2 separate regions of the Mus musculus genome follow, and region 1 is linked to region 2. Evidence: chromatin loops called from intact Hi-C (ENCODE). Cell type or tissue: gastrocnemius. All regions are shown on one strand. Links, peaks and the distances in the headings refer to the core of each region. The heading gives the core; the rest is flanking DNA.

Region 1 (8,344 bases), core at 232-8,231, 180 kb after region 2:
TCGTCAGAACCCATAGAACTGTATGTCACTAAATGGGAACCTTAATATATACAAAAATAATTAACCACAGCATACAAATAATCTTTGATGTAATGAAATCTGTGACAAGTAGCTCTAACTTTATTATATAATTATCCTGCAACTATACATTTTATGATGAAGAATGGCAAAAGAACAGAATATTGACAGCACCTAAGCAATGTTGTGAAGGGTGAAAAGGAGCAGTTTACCTTAATATATTTGGATGATTGATTGAATGAAAACTAAAAGTAAAATCAAAGGAAACCCTATAAATATACTGTCCTGTAGGTAGTGTATTTCTTTATTTTTTCCTTTTTTGTTCTCTTATTGAAAATGAACTTTTTCTCATAAAATATATCCTAATTATAGTTTCTCCTCCTCCCTTTACTATGTTCTTCCTGACCTTCCTTCCCCTCCAGATCCAATGCCTTTCTGTCTCTCATTAAAAAACAAAAAAACAAAACAAAACAAAAACCAGGCTTCTAAGAGACAATAACCAAACACAACAAAACAAAATATAACAAGATGAAACAAAACCCATCATATTGAAGTTGGCTACAGCAACCCAACAGGAGAAAAAGACTCCCAATTGGAGGCATAAGAATCAGAGACCCACTCGCCCTCAAAGTTAAGAGTCCCATAAAAATACTAAGCTGAAAGCTATCATATAAATGCAAATGTCCTGGTGCAACCCCATGTGGGCCCTGTGCTTGCTGCTTGTTTCTGTGAGTTCATATGATCTCTGCTCATTTGATTCAGAGAGCCTTGTTCTCCTGGTATCCTCTGTCCCCTCTAGCTCTCACATTCTTCCTGCCTCCTCTTTTATAGGGTTCCCTAAACCCCAAGGGGAGGGATTAGATGGAAACATCCAACTTGATTCTCTCCATGTAATGTCTGGCTGGGGGTCTCTTCATCTGTTTCCATCTGCTGCAGGAGGAAGCTTCTCTGATGAAGACTGGATAAGGCACTGATCTATAAGTATATCATTAGGAATCATTTTACTGCTTTTTTTTTTTTAAGACCAGTAGTGTTCGGTTTTACCTTAGGTCTCTGAGCTAGCTAGCTTCTGGTTCTTGATCACCCAAGAATTGTCGGATACAGGTTCCAAATGTCAGATACGGCTCATGAGTGGGCCTTGGATCAAATCAGACATTGGCTGGTTCATCCCACATGTTCTGTGCCACTACTGCCCTTGCATATTTTGCAGGCAGGACAGATTGTTGGTAAAAGGTGTTATTCCTGCATCGGTGTCCATGTTTTCTTTCAGTAGCCTGCACAGTACCTTCCTACACCCAAGACACTAGAACATGGGGGTGAGAGCTCCTTGTAGGCTTCAGCTCATCTTCTCCATGTTTAATGAGCTGTGAGGGTGTTGTCCTCAGCAATGAGACCCCATGGTCAGTATTCAGAGAGCAGCCCCTTGTCTTGGCAACAACCTGGATTGTTTGGGGATTTCCATGAGATTCCCTTGACTAACACCTCAATTAAATTCTGCTTAGTCCTGCTACTGGAAGACTTGTCTGGCTACAAGTGATGACCAGTTCAGGCTCCATATCCCCCATTACTAAGAGTGTTCACTAGAGTCATCTTCATTTATTCAAGGAAGTTTCCACTGCACTAGGTTTCCACAGACATCCCCAAGTGCTCCCTCACTTCCAAATTGCTCTCCTCATACTCGCTTCCTTCATTCCATCTTCCCTCTACCTGATCCCCTCAGTCCTGTTCCCATATATCCCCAATACACCCATAAAATCTATTCTATTTTCCCCTTCCCAGGGAGATCTCTACATAATCTCCTCTTTACTCAACATCTCTGGATCTATGGATTGTAGTTTGGTTATCATTTACTTAACAGCTAATATCCACTTATAAGTGAATATATACCATATTTATCTTTCTGGATCTGGGTTATCTTGCTCAGTGATTTTTTTTCTAGTTCCATCCATTTGCCTGCAGATTTCATGACTTCATTTTTTAACAGCTGAGTAATAATCCAATGTGTAAATGTACCTTGTAAAAGTATTTTTGTTTGCCTGGCTTGTCATCTCCAAGGCTTACTGCCTCCATCTGTTAACTTAGTCCTAGTCCTGGAAATGTCTAGCCTCCATACAATCTAATCAATGCCTAGAATGTTTTCAGCCTCTGCCTCTGAGACTTGCTACTGAATAAGCTCACCCCTTCCTAGTTCTTTCTGATCTCTGGCTGGCTGGATCAACTCAGTTGTTCTGGCCCCAAACTCCTTTCCATACTAACTGCTTCAACAAACTGGCTTCTTTCAATTCTAACTGCATTTGTCTACTTGACCTCAAACTAACTCTAGCAATCAGTTCTAATCTTCTGGCTCATTCTCATTCTCTGGCTCATTTTGTCTTCACCTGGGTCTAGCTTCTCTCTCTCTCTCTCTCTCTCTCTCTCTCTCTCTCTCTCTCTCTCTCTCTCTCTCTCTCTCTCTCTCTCTCTCTCTCTCTCTCTCTCTCTCTCTCTCTCTCTCTCTGTCTGTGTCTCTCTCTCTCTCTCTCTCTCTCTCTCTCTCTCTCTCTCTCTCTCTCTCTCTCTCTCTCTCTCTCTCTCTCTCTCTCTCTCTCTCTCTCTCTCTCTCTCTCTCTCTCCAACCTGCCTCTGTACAACTCTCTCTGGGAAAACTGCTTTCTCTTTGTCCTTCCGTCTCTCTGTCTCTCTGAGTGTCCCTTTCTCTGTATGTATCTCTCTCTGTCTCTGTCTTTTTTCTCTCTTTGTTTATGTGTCTCTGTCTTTCTGTCTGTCTATGACTTCCTCTCTCTTCTTATGAGAGTTAGGCCTATCCTATTCTATCAAATCTTTCTCCTACTCATCACTTTGTCTGCCGCTCAATTAGACATCACTTTTAAACATGTGTAGAGGGTGCTTCCTTTAGCTTCATTTTTGGGAGATTAAAGGTGTGTACTAAGGGATGTCTATATTCCTGCCAGAGGGATTAAAGGTGGGTGCTAGGGGGTGAGCCATACCACATCTAGAAATATTTCTTTCCAGCAAACAACACAATCCCATGGTCTGCAGTGTGATCGCATATCCTCCAGTGCCACATTTTCTTTATTCATTCTTATGTTGTGGGAATATCTAGGTTGTTTCCAGTTTCTGGCTATTATGAATAATGCTGCAGTAAACATTATTGAACAAATGTCCTTGTGGTAGGATGGAGCATTCCTTGGGTATATGCCAAAGAGTGATATAGCTGCGTCTTGAAGTAGATCAATGTCCAACTCTCTGAAAAATCACCTAATTGGTTTCCATAGTGGCTGTTTTAGTTTGCCCTCCCACTTGCAATGGAGGAGTGTTCCCCTTGCTCCACATCTTCACCAGCATGAGCTGTCCCTTGTGTTTTTGATCTTAGCCATTCTGACAGGAGTAAGATGGAATCTCAAAGAAGTTTTGATTTGTATTTCCCTGATGGCTAAGGATTTTGAACATTTATTTAAGTATTTCTCAGCCTTTTGAGATTCCTCTATTGAGAATATTCTGTTTAGATCTGTTCTCCATTTTTAATTGGGTCACTTGGTTATTTTTTTTAATATAAAGATTCTTGAATTCTTTGCCTATTTTGGATATTAGTCCACTATTGGAAATGGAGTTGGTAAAAATATTTTTCCCATTCCTTAGGCTGCCTCTTTATCTGATTGACCATGTGTTTTGCCTTACAGAAGCTTTTCAGTTTCATGAGGTCCCATTTATCAGTTGTTGATCTTAGAGCCTGAGCCATTGGTGTTCTGTTCAAGAAGTCATATCATGTGCCAATGCGTTCAATGCTGTTCTCTAGTTTCTCTTATATTAGAATCAATGTATCTAGTTTCATGTTGAGGGTGTTCGTTTATTTTTATGTATGTGAGTACACTGTTGCCCATCTTCAGACATACTAGAAAAGGGCATTTAATTCTGTTAAAGATGGTTGTGCGCCACCATGTGGTTGCTGGGAATTGAACTCAGGGCCTATGGAAGAGCAGTCAGTGTTCTTAACTGCTGAGCCATCTCTCCTGCCCTATGTTGAGGTTTTTGATCCACTAGAACTTGAGTTTTTTACAGGGTGATAAATATGGGTATATTTGCATTCTTCTTCATGCAGACATGCAGTTTGACCAGCACCATGTGTTGGAGATGCTGCGTTTTTTTCCAGTATATATTTCTGGTTTCTTTTTTAAAAACCTCAAGTGTCCATATAAGTATGGATTCATATACGGGCCTTCAGGTATGGTCATACCTCCAGTAGTTCTTTTATTGTACAGGATTCTTTTAGATATCCTGGATTTTTTGGCTTTCCATATGAAGTTGAGCATTGCTTTTTTAAAGGCCTGCAAAGAATTGTGTTGAAATTTTTAATGGGGACTACACTAAATCTGTAGATTGCTTTTGGTATGATAACCATTTTTACTATGCTAATCATACTGACACATGAGCATGGGAGATCTTTTCATCTTCTGCTATATTCTTTAATTTCCTTCTTCAGTGATTTGGAGATTTTATCATGCAGGTCTTTCACTTCCTTGATTAGTTACCCCAGAGTACTTTATATTATCTGCAGCATTTGTGGAAAGTGTTGTATCACTGATTTCTCAGGCCATTTGTCATTTGTACACAGGAGGGCTACTGATTTTTATTTTTTTTAGTTAATTTTGTATCTAGCCACTTTGCTGAAGGTGTTTTCAGCTGGAGAAGTTCCTGTAGAAATTTTGGGGTTGCTTACATATTTTATCATATCTTCTGCAAAATACAATACTTTGACTTCTTCCTTTCCCTTGATCTCCTTTAGCAGCTGTCTTATTGTTCAAGATAGAACTTGAGGTACTCTGCTAAATACTTATGGATAGAGTGGGCAGCCTTGTCTTATCCCTGGTTTTAGTGGAATTGCTTTGAGTTCCTCACCATTTAATTTGATGTTGGCTATAGATTTGCTGTAAATTGCCTTTAATGTTTAGGTATGTTCCTTGTATCCCTAATCTCTCCAGGACTTTTATCATGAATGGGTGTTGAATTTTGTCAAAGGTTTAGTCAGCATCTAATGAGATGATCATGTGGTTTTTCTTTCAGTTTGTTTATATGGTGGATCACATTGACAGATTTTCATATGTTGACCCATCCCTGCATCCCTGGGATGAGGTCTATTTGATTATGGTAACTGATCTTTTTGTTGTTCTTGGATTCAATTTGTGAAGCATTGAAAAAAATTTTGCATCAATTTTCAAGAGGGAAATTTGTCTGAAATTCTCTTTTTTTGTTGTTGATTTTTGTTGAGTCTTTGTGTGATTTTGGGTATCAGGGTGACTGTGGCCACAAAAATAAATTTGGAAATGTTTCTTCTATTTATATTTTGTAGTGGATGATCTTGTGGATGTGTTCTTGAGTTCAGTTTGTAATTATTTTATTGAATGTTTTTGCTTCACTGTTCATGAGGGAAATTGGTCTCAAATTCTCTTTCTTTGTTGAGGCTTTGTACAGATTAAGTATTGATAATTGTGCACTCATAAAATGAATCGACCAATATCTCTTATGTTTCTATTTGTGAAATAATTTGATGAATATTGATGTTAACTTTTATCTGAAAGTCTGGTAAAATTCTGCAATAAACAGTCTGGCCCTGGGCTTCTTTTGGCAAGGGCAGGGTACTTTTAATGGCTGCTTCTATTTCACTAGGGGTGATAGGTCCATGTAAATAGTTTATCTGATCTTGATTTAACTTTGGTAAGTGGTATATACCAAGAAAATTATCCACATCATTTAGATTTTCCAATTTGGTGGAATACAGATTTTTAAAATATGTCCTTATGACTCTATGGATTCCTGCTGTGTCAGTTGCTATGCCCCCTTCTATTTTCTGATTTTATTAAATTGGATATTCTCTCTGCCTTTTAGTTAGTTTGGCTAAGAGTTTATCCATCTTGTTGATTTTCTAAAAGAACTAGCTCTTTGTTTTGTAGATTCTTTGTACTATTCTCTTTGTTTCCAATTGGTTGATTTCAGTCCTGAGTTTGATTATTTCCTACCATCTACTCCTCTTTGGTATGTTTGCTTCTTTTTGCTCTAGAGCTTCTAGGTGTGTTGTTAAATAGATAGTATAGAATCTCTTCAAGTTTTTTTATGAAGGTACTCAGTGCTATGAACTTTCCTGTTAGCACTACTTGCATTGTGACCCATAAGTTTGGGTATGTTATACCTTAATTTTCATTTAATTCTAGAAAGTCTTTCATTTCTTTTTTTTCCCTTGTTGACCCTTTTTTAATCTAATAGAGAGGTGTTCAGTTCCCTTAACATTGTAAGCTTTCTGATGTTTGTGTTGTTGAATTCTAGCTTTAATCCATGATTGTCAGACAGGTTGCAGAGAGTTATTTTGTTTTCTTGTATCTGTTGAGACTTCTTTGTGTATGATTATGTGGTCAAATTTGGGAAAGTTCCATGATATGGCACAAAGAAGGTATATTCTTTTGTGTTTTGGTGAAATACTATGTAAATATCTGTTAAGTCCATTTGTTTATAATGTCTGTTAGCTGTAATATTTCTCAGTTTAGTTTTGTTTGGATGGTATGTCCATTGGTGAGAGTGGAATATTGAAGTCGATATGTGATTTAAGCTGTATTATTTTCTTTTACAAAAGTGGGTGCCCTTATGTTTGATGCATAGATGTTAAGAATTGCTGTGTCCTCTTGATGGATTTTTCTTTTGATGAATATGTAATATGCTTACCTATCTCTTCTGATTAGTTTTGGTTTGAAGTCTATTTTGTCATACATTGAAATGGCTATACCAGCTTGCTACTTAGGTCCATTTGCTTGGAATATTTTTTCTCAACCCTTTACCCTGAGCTAATGTGTATTCTTGATGTTGAAGGTGTGTTTCTTCTATTCATCAGAAGGATCCGTCCTGTTTTTCCATCCATTCTGTTAGTCTGTATCTCCTTGCTGGGGAATTGAGACCATTAATACTGAGAGATATCAATGACCAAAGATTGTTGATTTATTTTGTTGTTGGTTGTTTACTCTCTCTCTCTCTCTGCCTCTCTCTGTCTCTCTCTCTCTGTCTCTCTCTCTCTCTCTCTCTCTCTCTCTCTCTGTGTGTGTGTGTGTGTCTGTCTCTCTCTCTCTCTCTCTCTCTCTCTCTCTCTCTCTCTCTGTGTGTGTGTGTGTGTGTGTGTGTGTGTGTACTTCCCTTGCTAGTGCGGGATTATTATTCTGTGTTTACAAGGATGTATCTAACTTCCTTGATTTGGAGTTGTCCCTCTAGCATCTTCTATGGGGCTAGATTTGTAGATAGATTGTTTAAATTTGGCTTTATCATGGAATGTCTTATATTGTCCATCTATGGTGATTGGAAGTTTTGCTAAGTAAGTATAGTAGTCTGGGATGGTAACTGTGGTCTCTTAGAGTTTGCAACACATCTGTCCATACACTTCTGGCTTTTAGAGTTTCCAATGAAACATCAGGTATAATTCTAATAGAACTGACATTGTATGTTACTTGGTCTTTTTCCCTTGGGGCTTTCAATATTCTTTCTTTGTTCTGTACTTTTAGTGTTTGGATTATTATGTAGCAAGGGAACTTTCATTTCTGTTCCACTGTATTTGATGTTCGATATGCTTCTTATAGCTTGATAGGCACCTCTGTCTTTAAGTGGGGAAATTTTTCTTCTATGATTTGATTGAAAACATTTTCTGGGCCTTTGACCTGGGTTTCTTCTCCTTCCTCTGTATCTATTATTCTTAGGTTTGGTCTTTTTATAATGTCCCAGATTTCCTGTATATTTGTATCAGGATTTTTTTTAGATTGAACATTTTCTGTGACTGGTGCAGTCATTGTTTCTCATGTGTATTCAATGCCTGAGATTGTCTCTTCCATGTATTGTATTCTGTTGGAGAAGCTTATCTCTGTACTTCCTGTTCCAATTCCTAAAGTTTTCATTTCCAGATTTCCCTCAGTTAGCGTTTTTTTTTTATTGGTTCTATTTCCATTTTCGTGTCTGGAACAGTTTTATTTATTTCCTTACACTCTGTTTGTGTCCTTGTCTTTCTTTAAGGGGCTTATTTACTTCCTCTAGTTGTTTGAATTTTCCTGGGTTTGTTTAAGGGAGGTATTCATTTCTTACAATTCTCTGTTTGTGTTTTCCTGGATTTAAGGGATTTATTCATTTCCTCTTTAATAACCTCTATTCATATTCATTCATTATCTTAGTCATAAAGTTTTTTTAAAGTCTTTTTCTTGTGCTTCAGCTATATTAAAATATTCAGGGCCTGTTGTGGTAGGTTAGCGCTGCTTTAGAGGATACAGTGCCCTGGCTGTCTTTGATGTGTTTTTTGCACTAGTGC
Region 2 (8,344 bases), core at 147-8,146:
GACAGTCTGAAGGATGCTGGATCAAATTCTGAGGGGCAAGGAATGTCTATTGAGGGGTTAAAGATAACTCAAGCTAATTTGACTCTGTACCTATAACAATCCAGCTCTCAAGGACTACAGTTCTCACCAGTCAATAAGCCTCGGAAAAATCTTTAATGCAGGAGAGGTTTTGTTTCTGGGACCTTTACACATCTTACAAGAACAAAATATTTATACTGGAAAACAGCTTAGCTGTGAAAACTAGAACAAAGCCTTTAGTCACGCCTCAGCTCGCCCTCAACAAAAAGAATCAGTATAGTAGGAAATAAACTACAGGGCTGGAGAGACTGTTCATCAGTTAAGAGCACTGACTGCACCTCCAGAGGTCCTGAGTACAAATCCCAGCAACAACATGGTGGCTCACAACCATCTGTAATAGGATCTGATGCCCTCTTCTGGTGTGTCTGAAGACAGTGACAGTGTACTCATACAAATAAATATATAAATCTTTTAAAAAGGAAATAAACTATAAATATATATAAAATCCTGAGCTTTTTATTATCTATAATAATGAATTAGGTTACCACAGACTTGAGAATCATATAAATAACTCATCTCTGAAAAAATATCAATTTGTTATAAATTCAAATTTATATCAGACATGGTGACAGGAGGAGCCAAGGTTCAAGGCCACTCTCTCACCTCAAAGTGGGTTGGAGGCCAGCATGGGCTAACTGAGATTTTTTTTAGCTGGTGAGATGGCTCAGCGGGTAAGAGCACTAACTGCTCTTCATCAGGTCCTGAATTCAAATCCCAGCAAACACATGGTGGCTCACAACCATCCATAGTAACATATGATGCCCTCTTCTGGTGTCTAAAGACAGCTACAATGTACTTACATATAATAAATTCTTAAAAAGAAAATTACACTTTGTCTACATCTCCTGCATCCCCTCAAGTCTCACACATGCTATTGTCTCGCCAGCAAGAACACACGCGTGAGAAACCGGATCCTTCTGCAGCAACTTTATTACACCAGTTTCAACATGAAGAGGAGACCCCAAGCACCAAAAAGGCGCTGCTAATATACACTTTAGTGTGGCGTGTCCACACCTGATTGGCTGCTCTCCCAGGGCCTCGTCGCCACGCCCCGGGATGGGCAGTGACTTGGCACAAATTTACTCTTGCACCTGCCCACATTACTTGTTTACCAGTTAGGCACAGCGGAGGCTCATGATGGCAATTGCTCATGGCTCTCCACACTCAAGCCCAATAGAAGCACAACTCTTAGATGCTTGCTTGTATCATAAGAGTAGTACCTAAAAATTTAGTCTACATTTTCCCCCAGAGACCATACACGATTATGCATGAGCTTTAACAGTTTAGAGAATAATGCCTCTAGGCGTTTGTTGTGTTGGTTTGGTATGCGTAAATGCCAACTCCTGGTGATTCGCCACTGTATTTTTGAGACAGGGTCTCTAACCGAACCTGGAACTCACTGGCTGTTAAAACCTGGAGATCTTTTGTCTCCACTCACTGGGCACTAGAGTTACAGAGCCATGCTGTCAGGTCCAAAAGAAATGCACAAATGGCTCTCTGTGGTACCAAGTAGCATACCAAAGCCCTGCTGGCCTCCAGACTTCCTCTGTGTTACTCAAAACCTGTGGCTCTTTTCACCCCACCTCCTACCCTAAATTTCTCCAGCTCCTGGGTGGGCTTCCTCAACCCAGGTCCTCATTCCTATATAGCCCAGTCATTTCAGCCACACCCACTTTATAGCCCCTACTCTCTTGGCCCTCTAGGGTTTGTTTCCCAAACCTCTAGTCTATGACTTTCTTCTCTCACTGTACTCTTCTTCATACATACAATAAAAGCCGTTCCTTCAGTCGTACCTCAGAGCAGTCACATCCTCACAGATGCATGCACCACAATGGCCAGTTTATAAGTGAGTATGTGCTGGGGATCTGAACTCAGGTCCTCAGACTTGCACAAAGATTTTTACCAACTGGGGCATCTCCCCAATGATGTTTCTTAATGACAGAGAGACAGAGACTGAAAGATCCACAGAACTGTTAGGCACTGTTCTGTTGCTATGCTGTTAAAGAAATTTTATAAGATGAATGAGAAAGCAAAGCAATACTTTATGGTACCTACCACTAAAATAGGGAGTTAAGATTTATTTGTATTTTTTGAAAAATTATCAGTTATTAAAAATTTTTGCCACATTAGAAGAAAAAGGTTCACTCTTTCAAAGTGATTACTAAGACAAGGAAATATAAAATATAAAAGGGAAAATGTAATGTTACACATAGCAGTTATACATGTAAATGGGATTCAGTGTAATGATTGCATAAATATGATACAGCAATGGTGCAAATACTGATGTTTATGTATTTTAAATGTACTGGTATAAATAAAAAAAGTGAGACAATTATAACGAAAATACAATTAATGTTGACCATGGAATAATGGGACTGTGTGTAAGAATTGTAATAAACTTCCAGAAATGTCAAAAGGTTAAATGAAGCCTATATTGAAATAACTTGTCCTAGATCAAATAACTGTCCCTAGATTAAAGGACAAGTTGAAGAAATAAAGCCTTTTAGAGGAGCCAAAAGCAGAGGAGGTGAGGTGCCTAGGCCACTCAGTTTAGAGGGTAAAAAATAATAATAAAGTTGAAAAGTTCAGGTGGTGGTTTTGAGGCAGGAAAAGAGTTCAGAAGGACAAAACCCAATTGTCTTAGGCAAGCAGCCCTTACCCAAGCAAAGACAGAGGAACGGAATGCATTACAAAAGGAGGGGAAAAAAGTAAAAGTCTTTCTATTTTTTTCAAGCACAAAGGGCGGGGGAGAACCAGAACATAGCAGCAGCAAAGAACACTATTGCCATCTACTGGTCAGAGAAAGCTAGATATGACGTGCACGTCTGCGCGTCAGCACCGCCGACAGCAAGGAATCGGGGAGCCAGACCGGATAAAAAGAGAGGGACTATAGAATGCACTTATAGGTGCTAAGAAAGCCCAGGGAACCTTCAGAACAGAGGGTTACAGGACCTAAGGGCGCCAAGGGAGCCTGCTTTCGGCTACGCGGCCTTCCTTAGTCCCGCCCTCGGAGCCATAGCAATAGCAGCAGGAAGTCCGGGACACAAGTTGAGACTCAGCTAGATCGTCTTTGGATTGGCTGGTACACTAATGACACATAGTTCCGCATTGCGGCTGTGGGCGTTTTCCTGCCTTTCATTTATGCATCTGTCCTCTCCAGTTTTTTACATATAAGCAAGGTGTTTGCTCAGGGGACATACTGCCTTGCCACTATCGTCGCCTCACTTTCGATCTCGATCCAGTGTACTCTCGATCCAGTCCCCGCTGACCGAACTCGGTGATTCGTAAACCCAGAAATAATTTTCTTGGGCTGCAAACGATTTTCAGTTTCTCAAGCCACTAGGTGGCAATGTTGTACACCAAAACCTTATCCGCTTACTCCCCCGCCTTTTGTGTTTAAAAAAAATTGTAAACTGGATTTTTTTTTTTCCCCCTTGCTGCTTTACGCTTTGAGTCAGTCTGAACTGAGAATAAACTAAGCCACTTTCTGCTCATTGCCTCTGTACAAAGTACACTTCTTTTCAATTTGGAATTTTTCCTATGGGCTCTCCTTGGCATCCCAGCAACATCTATTTCCACTTTAAAGTTTTTTCCTCACCCCGCCCCCTTCCTCCCCCAATTTGTCCTGAGTTGGAATACTGAGACATTTACATTGGGGAATAATCACAGTAGCAAAATTAGTTATGAAGGAGCAGCAAAAAGTTTAGGGTGGGGGATACCAGTGTATTATATAGAGAACTTTAATTTTTTTAAAGTTTTTCTATTTTGTATATTTCTGTATTTACACTTCTTCCTCCAACTCTCATCTGTTTCCTCTTAGTGACCCTTTTATTACTGTTACACACACACACACACACAAACACAAAAATATATAAATAAAATCTTCAGAGTTCCATTAGTGTTGCTCAAATGTGTATGTTCTTAAGAATGACCTCTTTGGACCCTGATATAGCTGTCTCTTGTGAGACTAGGCCAGGGCCTAGCAAACACATAAGTGGATGCTCACAGTCAGCTATTGAATGGATCATTGGGCACCCAATGGAGGAGCTAGAGAAAGTATCCAAGGAGCTAAAGAGATCTGCAACCCTGTAGGTGGAACAACATTATGAACTAACCAGTACCCCGGAGCTCTTGACTCTAGCTGCATATGTATCAAAAGATGGCCTAGTAGGCCATCACTGGAAAGAGAGGCCCATTGGACACTCAAACTTTATATGCCCCAGTACAGGGGAGCGCCAGGGCCAAAAAGTGGGAATGGGTGGGTAGAGGAGTGGGTGGGAGGATATGGGGGACTTTTGGGATAGCATTGGAAATGTAATTGAGGAAAATACCTAATAAAAAAGTATATATATAAAAAAAAATGACCTCTTTGGACCCTGATATAGCTGTCTCTTGTGAGACTAGGCCGGGGCCTAGCAAACACATAAGTGGACGCTCACAGTCAGCTATTGGATGGATCACAGGGCCCCCAATGGAGGAGCTAGAGAAAGTATCCAAGGAGCTAAAGAGATCTGCAACCCTATAGGTGGAACAACATTATGAACTAACCAGTACCCCGGAGCTCTTGACTCTAGCTGCATATGTATCAAAAGATGGCCTAGTCGGCCATCACTGGAAAGAGAGGCCCATTGGACACGCAAACTTTATATATCCCAGTACAGGGGAATGCCAGGGCCAAAAAGTGGAAATGGGTGGGTAGGGGAGTAGGGGGGAGGGTATGGGGGACTTTTGGGATAGCATTGGAAATGTAATTGAGGAAAATACGTAATAAAAAAAAATGCCAAAAAAAAAAAAAAAAAAAAAGAATGACCTCTTTGGGGTTGGAGCTCATGGGGAACGACCTATTGACCTTCTCTTGGCGGTTGCTAAATTGCCTGTAGCTCTTCAGCTCAATTTGTGGTCTTGTGAGGTAGCTCTCAATCCAGTGGCATGTCAATTGGTGTCCTTGTTCAGGTCTTTTTAGATGACCATACTGTTGAGATTTCTCTGTCATATTCAGAAGGCACAGTCTCACAGCTTACTACCTGCTCCTCTGGCTCCTACAATCTATCTGCCTCCTTCTTCCAAGATGGTTCCTGAGTCCTCCCTGTAGGGCCTGTTATAGATATATCAATCAGGGTGGGGCAAAGCACTGCCATTTTTTTCTATGCATTCTGACTAATGACAGATCTTTGTAAAAGTTTTTACCTGCTGTAAAGAGAAGCTTCTCTGATGAAGAGGTCTACATTTTTCCCCTGTGCATATACAGATGAATATTTAGAATGCCGTTAAATACCATCCTATTTAGGACAGTGGAAGTAGTGGGTTCTTACCTAGGTACCATGGCTTCAGCAGCCATGGGGAGTTGGCTAAGTCTATATAATTCCAGGCATGAAATCCCTTGTATTGAATGAGCCGTAAGTCCAATTAGGTGGCAACTGGTTATCTCTGAGACATGTGCCACTACTGCACCTTTGGGAATATCATGCTACAGTGGCCATTGTTGTAGTTTAGGCTTCACATCTGGGGAGGAGTGTCGGTTGCTTTTCTCCCATGGAAGCCCCAGGAGCAGAGTTTCAGGTCCTTCAGCTCAATTGCTCTAGGTCCTGTGTCTGAAGTTTGCATTTTCTTCAGTAATAGGAACCTTCAGATTCTAGAAAGCTACCAAGAGAAATGGTGACATTGTATATTGTTTGGGGGTTCTCTTGGACCCTTTGGGCCCAAAATTCAAAAGAAGGAAAGCAGCCTTCTTAGTATATTCAACACTATGTTGTAACATTGCACTTTTGGAGGGAGAGTGTAAATGCAAACCCCTACTACCATACAAAGTGGAGTTGAGTTTCCTGCATTTAGAGAAATTGCAGGGAGTGTGATGGATAGGCCTCTTCATTTTCTTGATCATGGTCTCATCTCTGCTAAGTATGCTCAGTTATTTTTAAGCATATGTATAACTATATAGTTGATAACGTTAACATGCTATTTGTGATGTGGTAAATGCTTGGACCAGGGAATGACACTATTAGAAGGTGTGGCCCTGTTGGAGTAGGTTTGTCACTGTGGGTGTGGGCTTTAATACCCTCACCCTAGCTTCCTGGAAATCAGTCTCCTCCTAGCAGTCTTCAGATTAAGATGTAGAACTCTCAGCTCCTCCTGCACCAAACCTGCCTGGATGCTGCCATGCTCCCACCTTGATGATAGTGGACCAAGCCTCTGAACCTGCAAGCTGGCCCCAAATAAATGTCCTTTATAAGAGTTGCCTTGGTCATGGTATATCTTCACACCAGTAAAACCCTAACTAAGACACTATTTTAAAATGCAACTTAACTCCAGTCGGGAAAGAGGGTAGACTAACCTAACCTCAAATCTACCAGGCTCATCCACAGCTCTGCAATAGAATACCTGCTGGACTTCCTCCAACTCCCATTTCCCTGCCTCTAGTAGATCACGCAGATTTTTCCTTGCTCATCCCCAAAACCCCATTTTAATTCCAGCCCCCAACTCCATCAGGCACACCCTGGGAACCCACAGGCCTCTCGAGCCAGAGAAGCAGGTAGGCTGACAGCAGATCCTCATCTCTCCCTCTGCTCCTCCAAGTCCAATCCCCCAGTCTCATCCCCAACTCTATAACAGACCCTCTGCTGTGGCCTCTCCTCAACCTATGCAGAACCTGGTGGAACATCCTAATTTCCCTGATAGCGGCAGCAGCCCATCCCCACTCCTAAGTGTCAGTTACCAATACCCAGAAACACATTTTACCTGGAACCCTCAGTGCCCACACCTATCAGGACCCAGATTTCCCTACCAGGCAACACACAGACAGTACACTCTCCTAAGAGTCAGAGAGTAAACAGAAACCAAGAAGCAAAACAACCAGTCAACAAAGACAAGACCATATATCAGCACCAAGAATTGCAATCCCGGATGGCCAGACAACAGCATAAAAACACAGTAAGAGCCAGGTCAATGTGTCTCCACTAGAGCCCAGAAACCCTACTTACCTAGCAAAAGCCCAAGAAAAAGACGTTAAAACTGACTTTATGGATATAAGTCTTTAAGGAAGAAATGAATAAATCCCTTAAAGAAATCCAGGAAAACACAAACACTGGAATGAAATGAATAAAAATGTCCAAGTTCTGAAACAGAAATAGAATAAATTTTTTTTAAAAAAAGGAAAACTGAGGGAAATTTAGAAACTAAAACCTTAGGAACTCAAATAGAAAGTACACGGGCAAATATCATAAACAAAATACAGGAGACACAAGAGAAAACCCCAGACATTGAAGAACCATTAAAAGAAACAAATGTGAGGGTAGTGAGATGGGAGTGGGTGGGTAGGTGGGGGAGCACCCTCAAAGAAGCAGGAGGAGGAGGGATGGGATAGGAAGTTTCTGGGGATGGGGAATCTAAAAAGGAGATAACATGTGAAATGTAATAAAATAAGATATTCAATTTTAAAAAAAATAAATGTATACATTGCTCAAAGAAAATGTTAAATCCAAAAAAACTCCTGGCCCAGAGCATTCAGGAAATTTGGAACATCTTGAAAAGAACAAATCTAAGAATAATAGTAGAGAAAAGAGAAGAAACCCAGAACAAAGGCCCAGAAAATATTTTCGACAAACCATAGAAGAAAGTTTTCCTAATCTAAAAATGGAGATAGTTTCAGGGAAATGCAAATCAAAACAACTCTGAGGTTTTATTTTATACCCATCACAATGGCTAAGATCTAAAACTCAAGAGATAGCACATGCTGGCAAGGATGTGGAGCAAGGGGAACACTTCTTCATTGCTGGTGGGAGTGCAACCACTCTGGAAATCAATCTGGCAGTTGCTCAGAAAATTGGAAATAGTTCTACCTGAAGACCCAGCTATACCATTCCTGAGAACATACCCAAAGATGCTCTACCATACCACAAGAACACATGCTCCACCTATATTCATAGCAGCTTCATTCATAATAGCCACAAACTGGAAGCAACCCAGATGCCCCTCAACTAAAGAAAGGATAAAGAAAATGTGGCTCATTTACACAATGGAATACAATTCAGCTATCAAAAACAAAAAAAAAAAAAAAAAATCATGAACTTTGCAGGCAAATGGATGGAACATGTGAAAATCACCCTGAGTGAGGTAACCCACTCCCAAGAGGACATGAATGGTATGTACTCACTTGTAATTGGATATTAGACATAAGATACAGGATGCCCACAGACCCCAAGAAGCTAAAGAAGGAAGGCACAACCGAGGATGCTTGAATCTCACTTAGAAAGGGGAATAAAAAAGTCAT

Evidence for each region. Hi-C counts contacts between places; a loop is a spot of excess contacts. Peaks named below come from ENCODE experiments on the same cell type or tissue, not always from the same donor. Only the 100,000 strongest peaks of a DNase experiment are listed, where the experiment ranks them.
Region 1: a loop joins it to region 2, with 5 times the contacts of the local background. A loop is called at or near these places in 3 of 42 quality-filtered maps.

Annotation. Positions count from the first base shown.
Region 1 is chrX:150,659,050-150,667,393 of GRCm38, forward strand. No RefSeq gene overlaps it. Among named protein-coding and RNA genes, the nearest start is that of Tro, 5.8 kb to the left of the region's middle. In gastrocnemius, for the core only: a CTCF peak has its summit at 3,944 (motif pointing left); a DNase peak (open chromatin) is centred at 3,957.
Region 2 is chrX:150,475,159-150,483,502 of GRCm38, forward strand. It overlaps a transcript of Tmem29 not described here and a transcript of Apex2 not described here. Among named protein-coding and RNA genes, the nearest start is that of Tmem29, 20 kb to the left of the region's middle. In gastrocnemius, for the core only: CTCF peaks have their summits at 2,873 (motif pointing left) and 3,418 (motif pointing right); DNase peaks (open chromatin) are centred at 1,677, 3,095, 3,368, 3,665 and 1 more place; H3K4me3 peaks cover 1,295 bases; H3K27ac peaks cover 1,277 bases.